3 separate regions of the Homo sapiens genome follow, and regions 1 and 3 are each linked to region 2. The links are chromatin contacts, found by Hi-C or POLR2A ChIA-PET in ENCODE. All regions are on one chromosome and are shown on one strand. The core of a region is the stretch at or near the end of the contact, and the rest is flanking DNA. Distances in the headings are between cores, read along the strand shown.

What was found. A loop is a pair of places that touch in the nucleus more often than their neighbours do. ChIA-PET counts read pairs that join two places held with the same protein, here RNA polymerase II (POLR2A). Pooled maps may share reads with other maps.
Region 1: a pooled map shows a loop between it and region 2 (18-fold over the local background). The contact joins the promoter of RAB4B here to the promoter of ACTN4 in region 2. A Hi-C loop is called at or near these places in 3 of 50 pooled maps. POLR2A ChIA-PET finds 5 or more read pairs at or near these places in 2 of 52 experiments (B cell and H1).
Region 3: a pooled map shows a loop between it and region 2 (5-fold over the local background). The contact joins the promoter of EGLN2 here to the promoter of ACTN4 in region 2. A Hi-C loop is called at or near these places in 1 of 50 pooled maps. POLR2A ChIA-PET finds 5 or more read pairs at or near these places in 2 of 52 experiments (Caco-2 and T-cell).

The regions. Positions count from the first base shown.
Region 1 is chr19:40,775,849-40,780,839 of GRCh38, reverse strand. It overlaps RAB4B (RAB4B, member RAS oncogene family), which reads right to left and starts at 2,593. Exons shown (of 8, transcript NM_016154.5): 1 at 2,449-2,593; 2 at 741-821; 3 at 341-455. The coding sequence starts at 2,464. MIA (MIA SH3 domain containing) reads right to left here. Exons shown (of 4, transcript NM_006533.4): 2 at 4,955-4,991; 3 at 3,761-3,871; 4 at 3,350-3,443. The coding sequence ends at 3,420. MIA-RAB4B (MIA-RAB4B readthrough (NMD candidate)) reads right to left here. Exons shown (of 10, transcript NR_037775.1): 2 at 4,955-4,991; 3 at 3,761-3,871; 4 at 741-821; 5 at 341-455. It overlaps RAB4B-EGLN2 (RAB4B-EGLN2 readthrough (NMD candidate)), which reads right to left and starts at 2,621. Exons shown (of 12, transcript NR_037791.1): 1 at 2,449-2,621; 2 at 741-821; 3 at 341-455. RefSeq lists enhancers at 991-1,522, 2,410-2,479 and silencers at 2,540-2,779, 3,330-3,459.
Region 2 is chr19:38,646,099-38,650,593 of GRCh38, reverse strand. ACTN4 (actinin alpha 4) reads right to left here and starts at 2,945. Exons shown (of 21, transcript NM_004924.6): 1 at 2,687-2,945. The coding sequence starts at 2,848. RefSeq lists enhancers at 263-342, 971-1,265 and silencers at 971-1,265, 1,224-1,422, 2,606-2,685, 2,916-3,105.
Region 3 is chr19:40,795,904-40,800,440 of GRCh38, reverse strand. It overlaps EGLN2 (egl-9 family hypoxia inducible factor 2), which reads right to left and starts at 1,250. Exons shown (of 6, transcript NM_080732.4): 1 at 1,179-1,250; 2 at 1-102. It overlaps RAB4B-EGLN2 (RAB4B-EGLN2 readthrough (NMD candidate)), which reads right to left. Exons shown (of 12, transcript NR_037791.1): 8 at 1-102. It overlaps RAB4B (RAB4B, member RAS oncogene family), which reads right to left. Exons shown (of 8, transcript NM_016154.5): 8 at 3,499-3,871. MIA-RAB4B (MIA-RAB4B readthrough (NMD candidate)) reads right to left here. Exons shown (of 10, transcript NR_037775.1): 10 at 3,497-3,871. RefSeq lists silencers at 913-962, 1,113-1,472.

The DNA of each region.
Region 1 (4,991 bases), core at 1,344-3,843, 2.1 Mb before region 2:
CTATCTCTTTTTCTTTCTTTGAGATGGGGTCTCACTATGTTGCCCAGGCTGGTCTCAAACTCCTGGGCTCAGGCAATCTTCCCACCATGGCCTCCCAAAGCACGGGGATTACCGGCATGAGCCATTGCGCCTGGCCCCTACCTCTTTTTCTTCCACCATCTCTTTATCTCTCCAGTACTCCCTCTCTCCTTGGATATATATACCTGCTAACTACGGTGTCTCATCTCTCTCTGTCTGCCTTGTCTGCCCTCTCAGTGTCTCCAAGTGACTCTACACACACATCTCTCTCTTTCCTTCTCACTCTCTCTCCCCATCACCCTTGGGAGCCCAGCCCACCTACCGAAACCGCTCCTGGCCAGCCGTGTCCCAAATCTGTAGCTTCACAGTCTTCCCACCCACGTTGACCACCCGGGATCCAAACTCCACGCCGATTGTGTGGTTGGAGTCCTGTTTGACTGGGAGTAGGAGGAACAGAAGGGGCAGTACAGGGAGAGAGGAGACAGCTCAGAGGATCCCCCATCCTCCAAGGCCCTCTCAGTCTCTACAAACCCATTCTCCTTGCTGGAGTGACTTGAGGTCAAGGAGAACCTAGTAAAGGACATACGACAAAGCAAGGACCAAAAAGCCAGCACTGGACTTGTACCTATGGCCAGCCCTGCCCTCCCCACCGGCTGCCCACCAGCCCACACCATGCGCATAAACACAGCTCAGGGTTCCCAGGACCACTGCGGGAAACTCACACTTATTCTCAATGAACTGATGAAGGAGACATGATTTGCCAGTTCCTGCACTGCCAATCACCAGGAATTTGAAGAGGAAGTCTGACCAGATGGAGCCAAAATCAGGGATACCCACAGGGAGAGAAAGATACAGGGAAAAAAGATGGATTCCAATCCAATCTCTCTCTCTAACCATCACAGTTAGAGGGAGAGAAACAGACATAGGCAGAAACAAACCAATAGGTAACAGTAACAGATAACTCTTATGTAGTACTTGCCATGTGCCAGGCACATTCTATATATTTTTTTTCAACTTTTATTTTAGATTCAGGGAGTACATGTGCAGGGGTTTTTTTGTCGTTGTTTTTGTTTTTTTGAGACAGAGTTTCACTTTTCGTTGCCCAGGCTGGAGTGCAATGGCGCGATCTCGGCTCACCGCAACCTCCACCTCCCAGGTTCAAGCAATTCTCCTGCCTCAGCCTCCCGAGTAGCTGGGATTACAGGCATGCGCCACCACACTCAGCTAATTCTGTATTTTTAGTAGAGACGGGGTTTCTCCATGTTGGTCAGGCTGGTCTCAAACTCCCGACCTCAGGTGATCCGCCTGCCTCAGCCTCCCAAAGTGCTGGGATTACAGGCATGAGCCACCGCGCCCAGCCCACATGTGCAGGTTTGTTACATGGGTCAATTGTGTGTTGTTGTGGGCCAGGAACAGTTCTAAAGGTCTTTACTCACATCAACAGCTCACATCATCCTCAGGAAAACTCTATGAGGGAGGTAGACTAAAAATTATTCCCATTTTCCGGATGAGGTAACAGGCCAGAAAGGTTAACTGACTTGCCCAAAGTGACACAGCTGGGCAGAAGTGAGATTCAAACCTAGGCCAAGGGCTCCAGAGTCCCAGATCTTAGCTATTTTGTCGCTAAAGTCTCTTGAAAGCTATTTAAACAAGGACTACGATATAGCCCTTGTTCCTCTTCACCTCCTACCACCCTCTGACTCATTCACTCCACTATAGCTCCTGACCTTCAGTCTATTCCCTGAAAATGACAAGCTGGTTCTCACCTCAGGGTCTTTGCACTCTTCTCCCTTCTCTTCTATATTTGTTGAGTGAATGCGGCTCCCTCTGACTCCTAAACCTGCACTTCCCCTGCCTCCAATCACCACCTCCTATGGTGCATCCCTACTGATTTTCCACTTCCCGACCTCTCCTTCCCTCCCTCTGCCCAGAACCCGGCTCCATTCTCATGCATAAGTCCCACCCTTTGCCACTAAGTCCTGCCCCTAACTCAAGGACAGCCCATCCCCAAACCCATTCCAGAGCTCTCTCCAGCCAGATCAGCCCCAGGGTCCCGAGCTTCCATTCAGTGTTCCCTCTAGCCCATAAGCCCGACTCCTGCCATTCATGCAGTCAGCCCCGCCCCTTCACTCAGGCTCCGCCCAGATCCATTAAGGCCCACCTCTTCCCTCAGGGCCTCCCTGAACCCCTCAGGACCAGCTCCCTCAAATCCCGCCCCAGATCTATTTAACCCACGCACCAGACCCTCAGGCTCCACCTAAATCGATTAAGCTCAGCCTCAGACCCACTAAACCCCTCCCAGCATCCACTTAGGTCCTGCCTCCATCACACCAGACCCCGCCCCCTGATCTACAAAGCCCCGCCCATTCCCACAGGCCGCATCCTCCCTGGGCCCAGACCCAGGACCCCAGCTTCGTCCACCACCCTCACCGTAGGTCTCAGCCATGACTCGGTCGCGGCCGCTGAGGGCCGCAATATGGCGCCGCGGCCGCGCCTGCTCCTCGGCTGGCAGCCGCTCCACTCCGGCTACAGCCCCGGCTCCTTCCTACTCCCCGGGCCCGGCACCGCCACTTCCGCCTCCGCCCCCCTCCGGCGCGACCCGCTCCGGCAGCTGGATACCAGGCGACGCTTTCCGAAGGGCGGGATTGGCGGACTCGCGGGCAGGGGGCGGGACAAGAGGCGCGGATTGGTGGCGTGAGAAGGACCAAGCCCAAAGGGGCGGGGCCGAGCCCAGCGATTGGCTGAGCAAGTGGGAAGGGACGTGCAGAGCTGCTTAGCTGAGCCGAGGAACGGATTTAGTCTGGAGTACGGGGGGCAGAGTCGAGTCTCCGGATTGGATCGGAGCGGACTTGGGGGAGGGGATACAAATGCAAAGAAGGGGGCACGGGCAGGATTGACAGAAAGAGGCTGGAAGAGGAGCTGATCTTGAGCTGGCGGGAGCGATTACTGTTCTCAAAGGCGAAAAGGAGGAAAACTGGGCAGATAGGCGCAGGTTACTTCCCACCTCCCTTTCCAGATAATCTTCCAAGAAAACCTTTACTGTGCGATTTATATCCTCCGCGTAGTCCGATTGGCTCCCTCCCACTGGTCTAGAGAGGACACTACAATCCCCTAGTTGGGCTGCTTAGGTTTTCCTTTGCTTGTGTCCGAAACCTAAGCTTAGGAGCGCTCCTACTGCACAGGGCTTTCATCAGTGAAACTCTGCCTAGCAACCACTGACGTTACCACAGGCAGCGGGTTAATTGGTTAGATTCAGCAACCTAGAGAAACATTTCATTTGTACAGTCCCCACCCTACCCTACCCCACCCCAAAGACCACGGAGACGAGCCGTTTGCACTGGGCTGATTGTATTTGCATAAAGCCAAGGAGGGGAAACGGCAGGGCCAGCGGTAGGCTGAGCTCACTGGCAGTAGAAATCCCATTTCTGAAAAAGAGAAAGGGGAAACAGTGGAAAGAAAACCAGCGGTCACACCACAAAGGATCTAGTGGTTTTAGCAAAGGCTGCAGCTGCAGGGCCCAGGTCTGGCCACACAAGTGCTATGCAAATTAGCCTAGAGCCCTCTAATCTTTGCACCTCCCAACTGGACCCATTTTACTGGTGAGAAAATTGAGGCAGGGAAAGAATTTCTCCCAGCGCACATACCTAGGCTGCCAGGGAGCCAAGTGTGGGAGCATTTTTGCCCATCCCCACAACCTAAGGGTCCTCCCCCCACATTTCTTGCCAGCCCCCATGACACTCACGTCTGTCTTCACATCGACTTTGCCAGGTTTCAGGGTCTGGTCCTCTCGGACAATGCTACTGGGGAAATAGCCCAGGCGAGCAGCCAGATCTCCATAGTAATCTCCCTGAACCTGGGGAAGAGGAGTTAAAAGCTAGGGTCTGGGAAGATGGCAAGCTTGTGCCTGCTGAAGGCCTTTGCATTCTCCCTTCTCCCTGATCTCCACATAACTGCTCCATCCTTGTCATATGAATCTCAGCTTAAATGCCACCTGTTCAGAGGCCCTTTCTGAACACCCAAGTAAGTCTCTGTTAATTCTCACAGCAGCGCATATTTGCTTTTATTATTATTATTATTTTGGAAACAGGGTCTCATTGTGTCGCCCAGGTTGAGGTGCAGTAGCATGATCACGGCTCACTGCAGCCTCAACTTCTGGGATCAAGCAATCCTCCCACCTCAGCCTCCCGAGTAGCCGGGACCACAGACACATGCCATGAAGCCCAGTTAATTTTAAATTTTTTTTTATAGAGATGGGGGTCTTGCTATGTTGCCCAGGCTGGTCTCGAACTCCTGGGCTCAAGCTATCCTCCCAACTTGGCCTTACTTGGGATTACAGGTGTGAGCTACTGTGCCCGGCTGCTGCTATTTTTTATGCCTTGCTTTTTGTTCATTTCCCTCCATTAGAATAAAAAGGATCATTTGTTGTTGTATCTTGGTGTCTAGAACAGAACGTGGGACCATATCAGGTCCTAAAATTGGTAAATAAAGTGAAAATAGGCTGGGGGGCAGTGGCTCACACCTGTAATCCCAGCACTCCGGGAGGCCAAGGCGGGCAGATCATGAGGTCAGGAGTTCAAGACCAGCCTGGCCAATATGGTAAAACCCTGTCTCTACTAAAAATACAAAAATTAGCCAGGTGTGGTGGTGCATGCCTGTAATCCCAGGTACTTGGGAGGCTGAGGCAGGAGAATCGCTTAAACCCAAGAGGTGGAGGTTACAGTGAGCCGAGATCGTGCCATTGCACTCCAGCCTGGGTGACAGAGCAAGACTCTGTCTCGGAAAAAATTAAAAAATAATAAGCAAATAAAATAAAGTAAGTAACAATATCCCCCCACAATGTCTATTTCAGTTCACCCCCCTCAAATCTTCCCTTCATGGGGATAATGAGTCTACCCCAGCTCTGTACCCTTCCCTCTTTCACTCTCCCAAGACTCACGCTGCCTCCCCAGAAGAGCCGCCCACGGCCCTTCAGC
Region 2 (4,495 bases), core at 1,696-4,195:
TAGTTTCCCCCACAGAGCAGCTAAGGGTAAATATTTGCTGGAGGAGGTGTAAAGCAGGAGGTACTAGAATCTGGCTCTGGCTGAGACACGAAAGCAGATGGTATTAGCGGACTCTGTGAGCCACCCTTTTCCCTCAAACCTGCCCGGCCCCAGAGGAAGGGAGCTGGGAGGTAAGAGAATGACACATGGCAGCAAGGCCTGGAGGTTCTGGGGAGTCCTGGTTTCCACCCAGGGCCTGAATGGTGCCCCAGCCTCACCCTGTAGGCAAGGGACACTATAACCACGAACAAAGCCCACACCCTAACTCTCGGGAGGGAGTGAAACCCGGCTCGCAAAAGGAGTCACTTGAGGAGTGGCAGAAGACAGGAAGGGAGAGAAAAGGAAGGTCCCCCCACCCTTATCACCTGAGAAAAAAGGGGGAGGGGTTTATTTTCTCCAGCACCTTCAGCTGCAGAAGACAAAGCCTAGACATTCTCAAAACCACCACTGTGGCCCCTGCTCCCTCCCAACTTTCCAGGTCTCTTGGCAACCTTTTCCAACCTGGCACTGCCTCAGGCAATAAATTATTGTTGAGACTCCAGAACAGATCTCACCTTCCCCTCAAAAAGTGAATTTATGCCAACTATCGCAACCTGTCCATCCTGCAGTAGGTGGGGCCACGGATAAGGACACCCCTCCCACCAAGCCACTGCCATGCCCCTCAGTTACTACGGATGAGGAAATTCAAGCAACGCTGGTAATGGACCCAAGGTTATGCCCGGCCCCACCTCAGGCTGCCTTGGAACAGCTGCTCCTTCCACCCTTCCCACCCTTTCCCCTCCAGCCTGGGCTAGGCTGCCTGTGCCAAGCTCCTGGCCACCAACTCGCGCCCTCGAGAGGCTTCCAGTCACTCCCCACTCTGCCAGGTCACCACTCAAAGCCCTGTAGCCTGTTCCTGAAAAATCTCCACCAAACTCACTCTCCCAAACCTTCAGAGCCCTGTCCAAAGTCCCAACTCTACACACATCCCTCTTTATTAACAGAATCACCGCAGGGAACCCTCGGATCCCTTTGCATTTTGCAGATAACAAAACTGCCCGGAGAGTTCAAGGGTCTTGTCCAAGGCCACAGAGCGAATCAGTAACAAATCTGGAAAGAAAATCCAGATCTCCAGATCCCACGAAATGCTTCCAACTTCAAGTACCTCCCACCCATTTCACGCACAAAACTTCTGAACAACCCCTTCCCCCCACACACACCCACTCACCACGCTCCTTTCTTTAGCTCTTCCTGCACACACTCAGAGCTCCCCCCTCAACCACACTGGATTTATCCCCCCCCCACAGACACTGACACCTCGCTCGGGGATCCCACTCCACTTCTGATCACCTTTTCACTGCTGTGGGGCCCTACCAAGTTGCCCCCCCCGCCCCCCAAAAAAACAGTGCCACCTGAACACAGTCTCTGCTTCAGGATCCCTTCACCTACCTCCGGTCTCTCCAAAAAAGACACAATTCTTCCTGGACACTCTCAACGCTTCCTCCCCAAACTCATTCTGCCTGCACGACACACACACGCTCTCCAGTCCCGGGACTGCACCTCCAGGAGCCAGCACCCCCTCCTCAAATTCCTTTCTCAGTCTATCCATTACGCATTCCCTTTCTAATGAGACTTTCATTTTCCTAAACGAACCTCTCTCCCATTATCCACCATTCCAGCTCACCCTCCCTCCCACCGATCTCACCTTCTCCCTCTACACTTCCTCATTCTCTCCAACGCTTTAGCTTTTCAGCTTCCCATCAATTCTTTAGAAATCCCTCCCCAAATTATCCCCACTCTCCGTATCCCCTCTACTTCGGCTTCTCCATCCCTCATCAATTCCTCTTATTATTCCTCCTATCTCTTAATCTTCTCCCCTTTGGAACAGGGCACCACAAATAAATCTCACCCCCTTCAAAAACGTCTGATTCACGGGCCCCTTAACTTCTTCCTTCCGCACCCCACCCTCCTCAGACCCCCAGTCCTGGCACCTCTACCCTCCTCACACCCTAAGCCCATGTCTTTTCATGCTCAATTCTACCCTTAGCCCCTGTTTTCATCTTCCCAGCCTCCCTAGTCTTCCCACCCGTCTTCAGACCCCACAATCTCCACTCCATCCTCACACTTGATTCTTCATCCCCTTTATAACTCCCCCAACCTGAGGCTCCCCCAATTCCAATCTCCTTCAGATCTTTCTGCTCTCCAAATAACCAACCCCTCCACACTCAAGCTCCTCCTCACACTTCCCAGACCCAGAAATTCCCTTCTCAGCCTCCCCTGATTCTCCTCCCAGCACCCCCAACCCATGCTCCGACCCTTCAAGCCCGCCTCGGATCCCAGTTCCATTTCAGCCTGCCCAGTCATCTCCTCGGTTTCCCCTAATGGCACGCCCAGACCCTCCAAATCCTTCATCAGCCTTCCCGATTCCTTTTATTTGACTCCCATATTCCCCACCCAGCCGCCAATTCTCTTTTCAGATTCCCAATTCCTTCCTCTAGCTCGGCGATTCCTCCTCAGGACTCCAATTCCCTTCCCGGACCCGCCAATTCCTTCTCGGGACCCCCCCGTTCCCATCACAGACGCTCCAGTTACCTTTCAGGACCTCCCACCCCTCCCCGGGCCCCCTCAGAAAAGCCCCTCCAGCCCGTCCGGCCCGCGGGCCGCGCACCTTGCGCTGCTGCTTCTCCCAGGCCGGGTCCAGCAGCAGGTCCCGGTCCCAGTCGTCCTCCTGGGCCATGTAGTCGCCCATGCTGCCCCCGCCGCCAGCGCCATTGCCCGCGCTGCTGGGGCCGTACTGGTACGACTGGTTCGCCGCGTGGTAGTCCACCATTCCGCCGCCTCTCGCTCGCCCACCAGCCTGTCCGCTCCCGCCTCAGCTCCCGCCCCTCTGCCCGAGCCGCCGCCGCTACCGCCGCTTCAGCTGCTTCAGCCCGCCCTCCGCCCGCGCCTGCGCACTGCCCGCCGCGCCTGCGCACAGCGCCGAGGTTGCCGCCCTCCCGCGCGCGCGCGCCTGCCAAACCAGAAAAGGCACCAAGGCCGCGCTCCGGAGCTTGGCGCCTGCGCAGAGTCCCGCTTCCTGGCCGCCCGACTCAGCCCGGGGGCGAGCCGCGCCCCCTCTCCGGCGTGAACGCGCGCGTCGTTCGCGTATGGGCGGGGCCAGATCATGAATGATTCATAAGGGCAGGCCCCGCCATCGGACCTGAACCAGCTCAGGCTTGGAATGCACTGCACCGGGTTCCCATTCAGCGACACAAATTCAACAAATATTTATTGAACACCTATTCTGTGCCAGACTATGTTTTACGCAGGCACTAAAAACAGAAAAAAATCCCAACTTTCATGAAACTACCTTCTAGTAAAGGAAGCCACATACACACAAATCTACTTTTATTTTTATTATTTTTTGAGACGGAGTCTCGCTCTGTCTCCCAGGCTGGAGTGCAGTGGCGCGATCTCGGCTCACTGCAACCTCCGCCTCCCGGATTCAAGCAATTCTCCTGCCTCAGCCTCCCGAGTAGCTGGGAACACAGGCATGCTCCACCACACCCGGCTAATTTTTGTATTTTTTTAGTAGAGACGGGGTTTCACCATGTTGGCCAGGCTGGTCTTGAACTCTTGAGCTCAAGCGATCCTCCCGCCTCAGCCTCCCAAAGTGCTGGAATTACAGGCGTGAGCCACCGCGCCCAACCAACACACAAATTTTTTTTTTTGAGACGGAGTTTCGCTCTTGTTGCCCAGGCTGGAGTGCAATGGCGTGATCTGGGCTCACTGCAACCTCCGCCTCCCAGGTTCAAGCTATTCTCCTGCCTCAGCCTCCCGAGTAGCTGGGATCACAGGCATGTGCCACCACTCCTGGCTAATTTTGTATTTTTAGTAGAGACGGGGTTTCTCCATGTTGGTCAGGCTGGTCTCAAACTCCCGACCTCAGGTGATCCGCCCACCTCGGCCTCCCAAAGTGCTGGGCTTACAGGCATGAGCCACTGCGCCTGGCCTCAACACTCAAAATTTTAAAAAATATGTAGACAGGCACAGGGGCTCACACCTGTAATCCCAGCACTTTGGGAAGCTGAGGCGGGAGGATGGCTTGAGCCCAAGAGTTCAAGGCCAGCCTAGGCAACATAACAAGAACCTGTCTCTACAAGAAATGTAAAAATTCACTGGGCATGGCTGTGTGCACCTGTAGTCCCAGCTACTCAGGAGGCTGAGGAAGGGACATCACTTGAGCCCAGGAGTTCCAGTCTGCAGTGAGCTGTGATCACACCAATGCACTCCAGAAGCGAAATCCTGTCTCAAAAATATACATAAAAGTAAAAAATAGGTAGTATTGTATATTCCAAGGTGTTGAGTATTTGGAGAAAAATCAAGCATGGGCTGGAATGCAAATAAACTACTCAGGTAGGCTTCATGGAGAAGGCAGACATTTAAACAAAGGTGCGAGCCACTGCATCAGGAAGCATCTTAAATTTAAATATTCAGC
Region 3 (4,537 bases), core at 1-2,500, 2.2 Mb before region 2:
CAGGGCAGACAGCAAGAGCTCTTCTCGTGCCCTGGGGGTTGCTTGCTGGTCCCCAAGTCCTCTGCGGTCCCTAAGGGCTTGGGAAGGGACCCTTCAGGGTGGCTAGAGAAAGGAAAAAAAAAAAGGGATGTGAGAGAAACTAGAGACAGGCAGGCAGGGGAAAGCCGGGATGGTATGGGCAGGAGTGGGGAAGACGACCAGGACAGACTTGACTATAGAGGCCCCCCAAAACCTGAGGCCAAGTCGGGGAGAGGACCCTGAGAATCTGGAGGTGCGGGAGTCCGCTGACAGATAAGAGGCAGTGATAGGGAGAGGCTGGAGGCCAGGGGCTGGGTAGATGACCCTAAGACAGAGGACTGTGGTGCAGGTTGTGGGACGCGGTAACCAAAGACAGAAGAAGGAGGGCTGGAGTAGAAAAGGGTGGTGTGGAGGAGTGGGAAAGGAGGGGGTTTGGAAAATAGGAGGGACCTGCCTCGGCGTTCCAGAAAGACAACGAGAAACGTGGGGGTTCCAGGGAGAGTCAGGGTGGGGGCGGGGGGGTCAAAAGACAGAGGAAACTGGGGAGTCCAAAAACAAAGAGAACGAGGGGCCCAGAGACAGAAAAATAGACCGGAGGGAAGCTGGGAGGGAGGACCCGGGGCGGAGCGGGACGGTGGGGTCGACCCGAGCCCGACGGGAGGAAGCCGGCCGGGGGCGGACACACGCCCAGACGGAAGGGAGGTCCCGAGACTGACCGACGGGAGGGGCCCTCGGGGAGAGGGTCCGCGGCGACAGAGGAAAGGACGGAGGAGGGTGCACGCACCCGGAGACAGGACGAGAGATAAAGGTGCCCCCATCCAGGGCACCCCAACGCCCCCAACCCGGGGCAGGCCCTGAGGCCCCTTCTGAGCGCAGTAGGCGACAGGGGCAGGGCCTAAGGGCCGCTCGGACCCCCTCCCCTCCCCCTCCACTCGGCCTCCGCCCGGCGCGCGCTCCCCGCCCCCACCCCAACCCCCACAACGGCCGGCACCCAACGTAACCGGCGCGCGTCCCCTCCCCCGCGCCGCACCCACATCCCCCTTCCCGGGGTCGCCCCGGCAGGCCCCGGCGCGCGCCCCCACACCCCGCCCGGTTCGCGCCGGCGCCCCGGCTCCGGCTTAGTCTCCTCCCGCTCCCTTCTCGCCCCGCGACCTCCTCACCGAGCTTTTTCCTCCGGCCCCGGCGCCGCCGTTTGTGCCAGCCGCCCTGCGCCGCACAGCGCGCCATACCCCGCCCCCACCGCGCGCGACGCCCCGCCCCGCCTCGCCCGGTGGGCACGTGACCGCGCCCCGCGGAGGGGACGGCGCCTGCGCAGGCCCGAGCCGCGCGGGGCGGGGCGGAGCGGGGCGAGGAAGTTCGGGACAACCCCCCTACCAAGGAGAAAGGAAACAGCGGTCCGTGGCCTACACGAGGTTCATTTGCATCCTCCGCCCCGCCCCCTTTGCGCGGGAGGGGGAACGCAGTGTGAGGGGCCGGGTCTGGGAGGGGGCGTTTCTTGCATGTTGGAATCAAGTGGCGTCGGCGGGGCGGGGCACGCAAATGATGTGATTTACATGGACAGGCCTACCCGCCCCCCGCCCAGCGCGGGGCACCGAGTTCGGCAGCGCGGTGCGCGTGACTTCATTTACATGGTCAGCTCCTCCTCCTTCTCGCCGTCCAGGAACGGAGGTGAGAGACGGAGAAATGGCTACGCAGTTAGTTGAGAAATGTATGTAAATTCGCACGTCAGTAATTTACATAAGTATCTTTTATAACGGAGGCAAAAAAGTGCGGGTTGCCCTTGAGAAAAGGGAACGCGGACTAGAAGGGATGTGCAAATGTGTATTTTCAAGACCCGCTCCGGCCTGCCCCCTCGGGACGATTGTGGGAATCAGAATAAAGAACCAGGGAAAGTCTGGGCAACGGAGTGAGACCTTATCTTTACACAAAATTAAAAAATGAAACAAAAAAAAATCCACGGAACGCTACACAGAGAAGACATTTGCATGGCCAGCTGGGAACACTTTAGGAGACTAAGGAGATAAGGTCATTTTGAATGCCCTGCCCGCTCCACCATTGCTCTGGAGAGCTGGGACTCAAGGCTCCCGCCGGGTCGGTGAAGGCCGACGTGGAGATGGGAGGGCGACGAGCAACTGGGAGTGTCCTCGGGGCTGCACCAGTCCCCTGCAGGCCACCTGAGGGCGTAGGGCGGTTCGCGTGAGCACAAGGGCATGCATACTGGTATCCACACATGCGTGAGGATTGCACAAAAGCCCGCAGTCCTCAGGGCACACACAGGGTTCATGGCCACACAAGGGTGTTTCTAGTTTAGTTTTGTTTTTGAGATGGGGTCTTACCCTTTTGCCCAGGCTGAAGTGCTGTGGCATGATCATAGTTCACTGCAGGCCCAACCTCCCAACTAAAGTGATCCTCACACCTCAGCCTCCGGAATAGCTGGGACTTCAGGTGTGTACCACGACACCTGGCTAACTTTTTCTGTTTTTTATTTTTGTAGATAGGGTCTCTCTGTGTTGCCCAGGCTATAGTCTCCAACTCCTGGGCTCAAGTGATCCATCTGCCTTGGCCTCCCGAAGTGCTGGGATTACAGGCATGAGCCACCACGCCTGGCCACACATGGGTGTTTAAAAGGAGCCAAATTCACACCAAAACACACACAGACCTCGGGGTACACATGCACAGGCACACACGCAGTAGTGAGTCACTGCCTCTGACTCTCAGGCATCAGACATGCACACACCGGAGGCCCACCTATAGGTCCAAATTCCCATCCCCTGGCCTTGATGTCCCAAACAATACCAGCCTCACCAATACAATGACCAAGGCCACAGAGCAGTTACGGCTGTCAGCATCACACACAACCAGCACACATTATATCCTATAGACATCATCCCATATGCAGGTACTGGAAACATGTACACATGTCACAAACACAGGGACATCAGCGTGTTTACACACGTGAGCTTAGAACACAGATTGTCACAAACTGTCCACACAGTAACAAATTCCCTCCCTCCGCAACAGGCACCTGAGTCATCATGCTTGGTATACCCCACACCACGTCCAATCAGGAAACAAGGCCCCCAAGGCCAGGCCCAGTGGCTCACACCTGTAATTCCAGCACTTTGGGAGGCCAGCGCGGGCGAATCACCTGAGGTTGGGAGTTCGAGACCAACCTTGACCAACATGGAGAAACTCCATCTCTACTAAAAATACAAAATTAGCCAAGTGTGGTGGCACATGCCTGTAATCCCAGCTACTCGGGAGGCTGAGGCAGGAGAATAGCTTGAACCCGGGAGGTGGAGGTTGTGGTGAGCCAAGATCACGCCACTGCACTCCAGCCTGGGCAACAAGAAGGAAACTCCATCTCAACAACAACAACAAAAAAACAGAAACAAGGCCCCCAAACACCATGACACATGATTCTTCCATCAGGGACCTCTTCCATCTCCCTGCCATCTCACAATAATGGAGGCCAAGACACAGGTGTAAACAATGCTTTATGGGGGTAGGGTGGGTGCTGGACAGGCCTCCAGGTAATAAATAACAGGTACTAGCAACAGCAGGGCCAGATGGGGAGTTGGGGACAAATGACCCTGGTCTCAGGCTTTGGGAGCTCTTGGGGTATGGTTAGGGGTTCAGGGGGACAGACGTTAGCCAAGACAGAGGAAGCAGCAGCAGGTACGGGATTCCCCCTTCCCCCGTGGCTCAGTCTTGCCCCAAAGCCAGGCCCCACCAGGCCAGGGAAGGGGGACAGGTGGCAACGTAGCTTCTCCGGGGCCAGGGCAGGTTAGGACACGGCCTCTCAGAGCCTGGGCCTGGGCCCCAGCAGGGCTGGTCCTGGAGAACAGGTGAGCTGAAAGAGAAGGGTGTGGTGACCTGCAGGGTCCCCGGGGTCTGTCCAGCCGGTCTCTATCTCATTTCCAGGTATTTCCTTCCCCTCCTATCTGCATCGGTCTGTCCATACCTTTCTTCTCCCGGTTTCTACATTGTCTGATTTTCCGCCTCTCCCCTGCAGGTAATTTGGGGCTTGTGCTGAGGGTACCTGCATCTCCCTCTTTGTTTGCCTCAGAGAGCTGTCTGAGTCTGTAAAGCCACATTTCAACATCTAAATATCATGAATCTGGATGGACGCAGTGGCTCACGCCTGTAATCCCAGCACTGTGGGAAGCCAAGGCAGGAGGAATGCTTGAGCCCAGGAGTTTGAGACCAGCTTAGGCAACACCACGAAACCCCGTCTCTACAAAAACATACAAACATTAGCCAGGTGTAGTGGCATGCACCAGTAGTCCCAGCTACCTGGGGGGCTGAGGTGGGAACATCGCTTGAGCCTGAGAGGTGGAGATTGCAGTGAGCCAAGATTGTGCCACTGCACTCCAGCCTAGGCAACAGAGTGAGACTGTCTCAAAAAAATAAATAGGCCGGGCGCGGTGGCTCATGCCTGTAATCCCAGCACTTTGGGAGGCCGAGGCGGGCAGATCACCTGAAGTCGGGAGTTCCAGACCAGCCTGACCAACATGGA